Regions from separate parts of the Homo sapiens genome. Here region 1 is linked to region 2. The links are chromatin loops, found by intact Hi-C in ENCODE. Cell type or tissue: heart left ventricle. All regions are shown on one strand. Region 1 overlaps AUTS2 (activator of transcription and developmental regulator AUTS2). Region 2 overlaps AUTS2 (activator of transcription and developmental regulator AUTS2).

Evidence for each region. A loop is a pair of places that touch in the nucleus more often than their neighbours do. Peaks named below come from ENCODE experiments on the same cell type or tissue, not always from the same donor. Only the 100,000 strongest peaks of a DNase experiment are listed, where the experiment ranks them.
Region 1: a loop joins it to region 2, with 6 times the contacts of the local background. A loop is called at or near these places in 1 of 110 quality-filtered maps.

What each region holds. Positions count from the first base shown.
Region 1 is chr7:70,090,678-70,094,677 of GRCh38, reverse strand. All of the region lies in intron 2 of AUTS2 (activator of transcription and developmental regulator AUTS2), which reads right to left. Among named protein-coding and RNA genes, the nearest start is that of AUTS2, 490 kb to the right of the region's middle. In heart left ventricle, no CTCF peak of the experiment used is centred here; a DNase peak (open chromatin) is centred at 1,867; H3K4me3 peaks cover 835 bases.
Region 2 is chr7:69,885,517-69,889,516 of GRCh38, reverse strand. The region is part of intron 1 of AUTS2 (activator of transcription and developmental regulator AUTS2); the gene reads right to left. Among named protein-coding and RNA genes, the nearest start is that of AUTS2, 290 kb to the right of the region's middle. In heart left ventricle, no CTCF peak of the experiment used is centred here; no DNase peak of the experiment used is centred here.

The DNA.
Region 1 (4,000 bases), 210 kb before region 2:
CCTACCAATGAGCCATTTCCATACTGCTTTATGGATCATAATAAAATTCAGATGCACAAAAAAACAAATCCAGGGCAGGGCAAGAGCTGTAGCAGTATCTTATGATATTGCATGATTTATGTTTTACTACTCGCATTGGGATGCCTAAGAAGGGCTAGAGTGAAAAGGGAGAAGAAAACAGACACAGACCGGTTTTTAACTTTCAAATCAAACAAGTATGTTCTGTATGTTTCCTTTGCTTCTTTAGAATCAATCCAAAGCCATACAAGCCCAAGGGGAAACTGTGGCTGTCAGCCTGTAGCAGCAGGAACTTACTTCCTTAATTGTTAACAGAGTTCATGAATACCTGTCCCAGGACACTACTAATGGGTTCCATGTAGGCAAAGGTTTCTAAAGCATACAGCAAAATGCAACAAGCATGCAGGGCGCATACACAAATATATATAAATACATACATAATTCCCCCTAGATTAAACATAAAACCATTTATATTCTCTAGATGTCCACATTTTCCTTTTTGCTTCCTGCAAATTTTCGTAGTTGGTTATTATAGGGAAAATGGGAAAGTCCTCAAAGGACTATTCATTGAAGAGATGGAAATGATGGAGTGACAATGAAAGAAAAGGGCACAAAGAGAGTCAATACATGCTTTCCTAACAGATGAGCATCTGTGCATCTAAAGTGAGTCAAATCACAAAGAGATTCTCCAATTTGCTTTATCTGGCCCCTAAGTACCTCTTCCAGGAAGGCTTAGCTGGCCTGACATAGCTGTGAAGGGTTCAATACACACAAGGAGTAGTTATAACTTGAAAACACTAAATAAATTCTGGGTAAATTCTTCAAAGGTTATTGGGTTTAGATCCTTCACACAAGTTCTACATTCACACAGTGACATACTCTATAAACAGCTTACATGTTCCATGACACCTCTGTGTTAGCAAGGGTCATTTCTTTTTGATACAGAATCTCCTGGCCTTAAGCCCAGGCAGCCTAGCAGCTGAAAAGGGGTGACTCACTCAGTGTGAAATGCATTAGACACAGCTCACCTGTACATGTCCTTCGTGTCTCCTCATAATCTCCTTTCTCTCCACTTCTAAGTTAATCTTTCAACTTATAAATTGATAAGAAATGTATCCACTGTGGATAATTTCTTCCCTCTAGAGATGGCTTTTCTCTCATGCAAAGCCTGTCCATAAAAGTGAAGGAAGTCAGACAAGTGAATCATCCATCTTGTTTTTTAAAAATCCAACTGAAAATGTTGCCTAGGCCCATGGGTATTACTGAGCCAGGCAGAGATTACCACCCATAATTTTTTACTTTTGATTTTTATTTAACAACTCATTTGTATAACCACGATGAATGGAGGCAGCAGACCTGAAGAGATTTGCAGCTGAAGTCCTATCAAGTTGGAAGGTTATGTCAGCTGCCGAGTCTGGAAATGGAGCCCTGCACAGCAAGAAAACGATGAGAGATTGGTTACAGCCATAAGTAATTGATCTGTCTGAAAATACGGGCTACGAATCATGGGATTAATGCTGGTACTCCAGCTGGGCTGCATTGCTCATTTCCCTCTAGCTCTCTGACAACAAAGACATGCCTGTTTCTCCAGGGACAAGAAATTTTTATTAAAATCTTTATACAACGTAGCAGCAAAGACTCTGTAAAAGCATCCTAGAGATTTGGGGAGGAGGGGAGGTGCAGGCATCATAAGGACACCATCCTACAATTTTCGTTTGATCTGGTTTTCATTTCAAAGCAGTCACCAGCCTGCTTCCCATGGCCAAATGTACTTGCCCCTCAGCTCTGCCGACATGGAGAGGGGGCCCCGCGAGTGGTGCTCCTAGCTGAGATGTGGATGAATAAAGCGGTGGAGAGCTGCAGGCAGAAATAAAGTGGGAAGGCATCCAAAACCGCAGCTGTGCTGGCCCATTAAAAAGCTGAGACTCATTCTGCTGTTCGACCTCATGCTTATCACCACATAACTATTCATCAAAGAAATTTCAGTGCAATTAATTAAATTATTCCCATGTCTGTGCCACAGAGTCGTTATTCCAATATCAGCTTTCACTCACACTCTCTTAAGCTCATGTCTGCATGCCAAGTCACTACTCTGGGGTTGTCCAGTCTCAATAAAGCTGTGCTCCTCACCACTCACACAGGCTATCATTTCTCTTTTTTATTGCCATTTATTTTCCACTAGGATTTTGCTGCCAGTGTATTGGCAGGACTTCCAGTATATGGATGTAATGAAATCTACCACAGACACTTAACACGGGGTCAGGATAGAGCTCAGCTCATGTGAAGCAGTAATATAATAAACAAATGCTTTCAGAAGGAGGATTTTATCAGCTCAAAAACAGGACTTGGTATCCTCTGATACCAAGTGCAGAAAAAGTTGGAGTCATTTGAAAATTCCTGCGATAATTAAGTTTACGGCTAAAATATGCCTAACATGAGAAATCTGAGCTACAGCACAGATTCCTTTTCATCTGTCAAAGCTGGTTTATTAAAAAGGAAGGAATAAAAATGTACTGGTGAGATTATGTTTTTTAAATATAATCTTAGGAGTATTAAAATACTCCTAAGTATTAAAAATAATACTTAGGAGTCACAGACCTGTAACTGGCACACTAATATAATTTGGGGGATATGACGATTGCCTGTCAAACTTTGCTATAGCTACAAGAAAATGTAAATGAGATTAAGAGTATAATCCCCCCTACTTGATAGCTAGCAGGCAAATATTTAAGGCTCTTCTCTTTCCCTTGTATGTCACCACAGCAAATTACAGGATTGGAACAAAGTGAACACCTATCATCTTAGCACTAAATTTTATATTCCTACATGTTGGGTATAAATCCAACATTGGAAAGATGTAGACAGAACTTCAGGAATCTCCGTACTAACTCAGAAATGAAAAGTACGTGCTCAGATGATTACCACAGGACCCAGAAGGGCCACCATTTCAGGCTTATGAAGCACTTATCCTTCATCTGCCAAGAATCTCAGGAGGTAGGAAAGCCAAAAAGAAGAACAGTGACTGTAACAGCAGAGTGGTTTAGTACCTGGCTTCCTTGAAAACCTCAGCAATCCCAGAGTTTACAAGAGAAAACAGACAATGTTCTTTTCCAAGTGTCGAGACTTGATTCTGTCACTATAAACATCAGATTCCTGGTAGTAACTTTTATATGACCTATTAAAAAAAATTTATAGGACCTGGAGTGTATTTTGTAAATGGGTCCATTAGGTAAAGAAATTACTAGCTGAGGAGAATCAGAATAGTCCTATGAGGATAAAACATTTTCTAAATTTGATGAAAGCTATAAAACCACAAATCTAAAGGCTCAAAGAACCCTAAGCACAAGAAACATAAAGAAAAGTACACCAATGCAGATCATAAAAAAATTGCTCAATACTAGTGATAAAAGAAATTCTTAAGAGCATCCAGGGGAAAAATGACAGGTTATATACAGAGGTTAAAGATTAGAATGATACCTAATTTTCTTACTTAAAAAATGCAATTGCAAAGACTGTGAAACATTTTTACAGTACTGGGAGAAGGGAAAAGAAAGTATCAACCGCTAGTTCTATGCACAACTAACATGTCTTTTAAAAATTAAAGTAAAATGAAGATGTTTTCAGATATACAAAAGCTGAAAGAATTAATCACCAGTAGGCCTGTACTTCAAGAAACGTTAGGCCAGGTGTGGCAGTTCATGCCTGTAATCCCCAGCACTTTGGGAGGCAGAGGTGGGCAGATTACTTGAGGTCAGGAGTTCCAGACCAGCCTGGCCAACATGGTGAAACCCCATCTCTACTAAAAATACAAAAATTAGCCGGGCATGGTGGTGCACATCTGTAGTCCCAGCTGCTCAGGAGGCTGAGGCAGAAGAATTGCTTGAACCCAAGAGGCGAAGGCGGCAGTGAGCTGAGATCATGCCACTACACTCCAGTCTGGGTGACCGAGACTCCGCCTCAAAAAAAAAAAAAAAGACAGAAA
Region 2 (4,000 bases):
TTAGGACGGGTATTATCAAAAAGACAAGAGGTACTTGTCAGTGAGGGTGTGGAAAAATGGGAACCACTGCACACTGCTGATGGTAAAGTAAGTTGAAACAACCATTATTCATTTTTTGATTAAGCACTGTATGCAAAAGATAGGAAAAGAATTAATGTACTTATTACAGTGTATCAAAATATTGGTAACTGGATCTTCCTGGTAATACTCAGAATTACCTCCATAAGGACAATGGCTATGACTTCATCATGCCAGAATTCCTAGCAGAGAACAGAGTAGAGGACACACAGTAACCTGTTTATAAAAGAATGAATTAGAACTGGACCTGGTAGTGCATGGCTGCAGTCCCAGCTACTTGGGAGACTGAGGCTAGACAACTGCTTGAGCCCAGGAGTTTGAGAACCCTAGGCAACAAAGCAAGAGCCCATTTCTAAAAACAAAAACTTAAAGGAGAATGAACTTGTGAAATTAGGATGCCCTGAATGTCCTCTCATTCTGAAGCTGTTGGGCCATGCTATGAATTGTACTACTCCATCACTCTTCCCCTCTCGGACTTCCATCCAAGACTTTCAAACACATTATCTAATTATTTCTGTTATAGTTTATTTGTCCCCTCCAAAACTCATGTTGAAATATCCCCAATGGGTGGGCCTGGTGGCTCATGCCTGTAATCCTAGCACTTTGGGAGGCCAAGGCAGGTGGATTGCCTGAGCTCAGGAGTTCGAGACCAGCCTGGGCAATATGGTAAAACCCCGTCTCTACTAAAATACAAAAAATTAGCCAGGCGTGGAGGTGTAGTCCCAGCTACTCGGGAGGCTGAGGCAGGAGAATCGCTTGAACCCAGGAGGTAGAAGTTGCAGTGAGCCGAGATCGCACCACTGCACTCCAGCCTGGGTGACAGAGTGAGACTGTCTCCAAAAAAATAATAATTTAAAAAACCATACATATATATATATATATATATATATATATATATCCCCAATGTTGGAGGTGGGGCCTAAGAGGAGCTATTTGGGTCATGGGATTGGATCCTTCATAAATAGATTAATGCCCTCCCTCATGTCGAACTCTAATAGAACTAAGAGAGGTTCTTACTCTGTTAGTTCCCACACGAGCTGGTTGTTAAAAAGAGACTGGTACCTCCCCCCATCCTCTTGTTTCCTCTCTCATCATGCGACCTCTGCACACACTGACTCCCCTTTGCCGTCCATCATGAGTGGAAGCCACATGAGAACTCCACCATAAGCCAAGCAGATGCCAGCACCATTCTTCTTGTACAGTCTGCAGAACCATGAGTGAAATAAACCTCCTTTCCTTATAAATTACTAGCATCTAGTATTCCTTTTTCTTGTTTTTATTTTTACTTTTTTGTAGAGACAAGGTCTTGCTATGTTTCTCAGGTTGGTCTCTAACTCTGGCCTCAAGCGATCCTCCCGCCTTGGCCTCCCCAAGTGTTGGGATTAGAGGCATGAGCCACTGCACCTAGCCTCAGGTATTCCTTTGTAGCAACACAAAAACAGACTAAGACACATTACCACATCCATATCCCGGATAAACCATTTCTATTCCCCTATATGCTAAAGAGGGGATGAACAGATGCCTAGAAATAACATAAATCGCCTTATTAACCCCAAGAGAAAAAAAAATGAAAGAGGCCAATGAATGTTAGTTCTAAACATCTTTTTCATGGCTTGATATCAAGGCCAAATTATAATTTACTGGATCTCAGTACCTCACTATTCACAGAAAAATCAAAAGTGGTTGCAGAGGTTGCAGATATTCCACAGAATAACTCTGATTAGCCAGTGAAAATCTATTCAGATCTTCAAATTGATCCTGATTAGTAATAAGTCACATACTTTCCTTTTCTTTCCTAAAAATGTTTCGCTTTCTTCTCTTCCCCAGGTATTCACATACTATCACACCTTCACTTTAAGTGAACAATGTCTCTAGAAGTATTCAGCAACTAGCTCACTGATTCTATTGTAGTTACCGTAAGTGATAAGTGTAAAATGATTACTTCTCTGTCCTGGAGGAGGCCTTCTAGCTTCCCTTCAGCAACCTTCTCTGAGTTTCCATTACTTTTTTTTTTTTTTTTTTTTTGATGAAGTCTTGCTCTATTACCCAGGCTGGAGTGCAATGGCACAATCTCAGCTCACTGCAACCTCCACCTCCCGGGTTCACATGATTCTCCTGTCTCAGCCTCCCATGTAGCTGGGATTACAGGCATACATCACCATGCCCGGCTAATTTTTTGTATTTTTTAGTAGAGACGGGGTTTCACCATGTTGGCCAGGCTGGTCTCCAACTCCTGACCTCAAGTGACCCACCCGCCTCGGCTTCCCAAAGTGCTGGGATTACAGGCGTGAGCCACTGCACCTGGCCCCAGGAAGACAATCAATAAGTATGTCTAGCTCTGGCTTTTAAGATGTCAAATCTGGCTATGCACGGTGGCTCATGCCTTTAATGCCAACACTTTGGGAGGCCAAGGCAGGTGGACTGGCTTAAGCCCAGGAGTTCAAGACCAGCCTGGGCAACAGAGTGAGACCCAGTCTCCAGAAAAATATTTTTTAAATTAGCTGGGTGTGGTGGCGTATGCCTGTAGTCCCAGCTACTCAGGAGGCTGAGGCAGGAGGACTGACTGAGCCTGCAGTGAGCCATGATCACACCAATGCATTCTAGCCTCGGTGACAGAATGAGACCCTGACACACACACACACACACACACACACACACACACACACACACACACAAAGAAGTCAAATCTGCATTAACAGGCAGCAGAGAACTCTTGATATGTGACTTTGGTTAAGGTTGGTTGCATTGTTCTAGAGGCAGGGGTGGTGGCTAGAAGTAAAGAACTACTTCACAGAGTGGCCCATTTAGGAAAACAAAATGATATGAAGGGTGGGGAAGAGAGAGACATTCTGTCCACTCAGCAGACAAGAAACAATTTTATGAAAGACAATTTAAAGTTTAGAGCTATTCAGTGGTATAAAAAGCAACTTCTGGCAAAATTTGTGTTATGTGGCTCTGAATATAAACGCAGTTTTACACAGCATATCAGGAAGTGTGTGTATATATGTGAGGCAGTCCTTTTATGACTCAAGTTTTTCAAGAGGTTTTGTCATGTTTCTAGAGAACTATGGAATAATTACTACTAAAGGAATAATTCTGTAACTTTCTTCCAACTTTCCAGAAACTGTTGTCAACTTCCTATTGAAGATGTGCAGGCATTCCTTCTCTTACAGAGCAGTGACATAGAGAATCAACATGAACAAGTGCATATATGCCTATTAGTATTCCACGAACAATTGCTACATCCTTTCTCAACCTAATTTTGATTGGCTTCTCAAGGGCAGAGACCAATCTACCTCAATACCTATAAATGTAGGGTCCTCCTCTTAGGTTCCTTCAGCCTCTCTAATGTTACCATACTGGGAGGCTATTTAGCACACAAAAAATATCAACAGATGTAACTTAGAATTCATCAATTCAGTGGAGGGTTTGCCTCCAGAGCACATTTTCCAGCCTTTCAAATATCTCTGTGAGACTTCTCTTATGTATACGTACTCTTCAAGCTCTCTTGTCCTAACTGGGTTTTGATTTAAGAACTAAACATAATTTACTGAAAGGTCAGACCATTTCTGAATATAAAGCGAGGACTAATTTATCTTTTTCATAACCATTAATGTCTGCACAACAACTCAGCATTGGAAAAAGTTTACAGTATCTTTTAAAATAATCACCTCATTGAATTCTCTAATAGCTCTCTAAGCAGGCACCATCAGTTTTATTTTATACATGAGGAAACTAAGGCTGGGTAAACAAGTGACTTTCCAAAGTGAGAAAATCAGCAACTGGCAACACACCCAGAGTCCCTTGGCTCTAATCCTGCTTCCACTGCCTAACACCACGTCATTACAGATTTATTTCTAAGTGCCAAGATTAGGGTCTTTTGTTGGAAGGAAATTTTAAATTACAGTTTAGTATTGTCTCA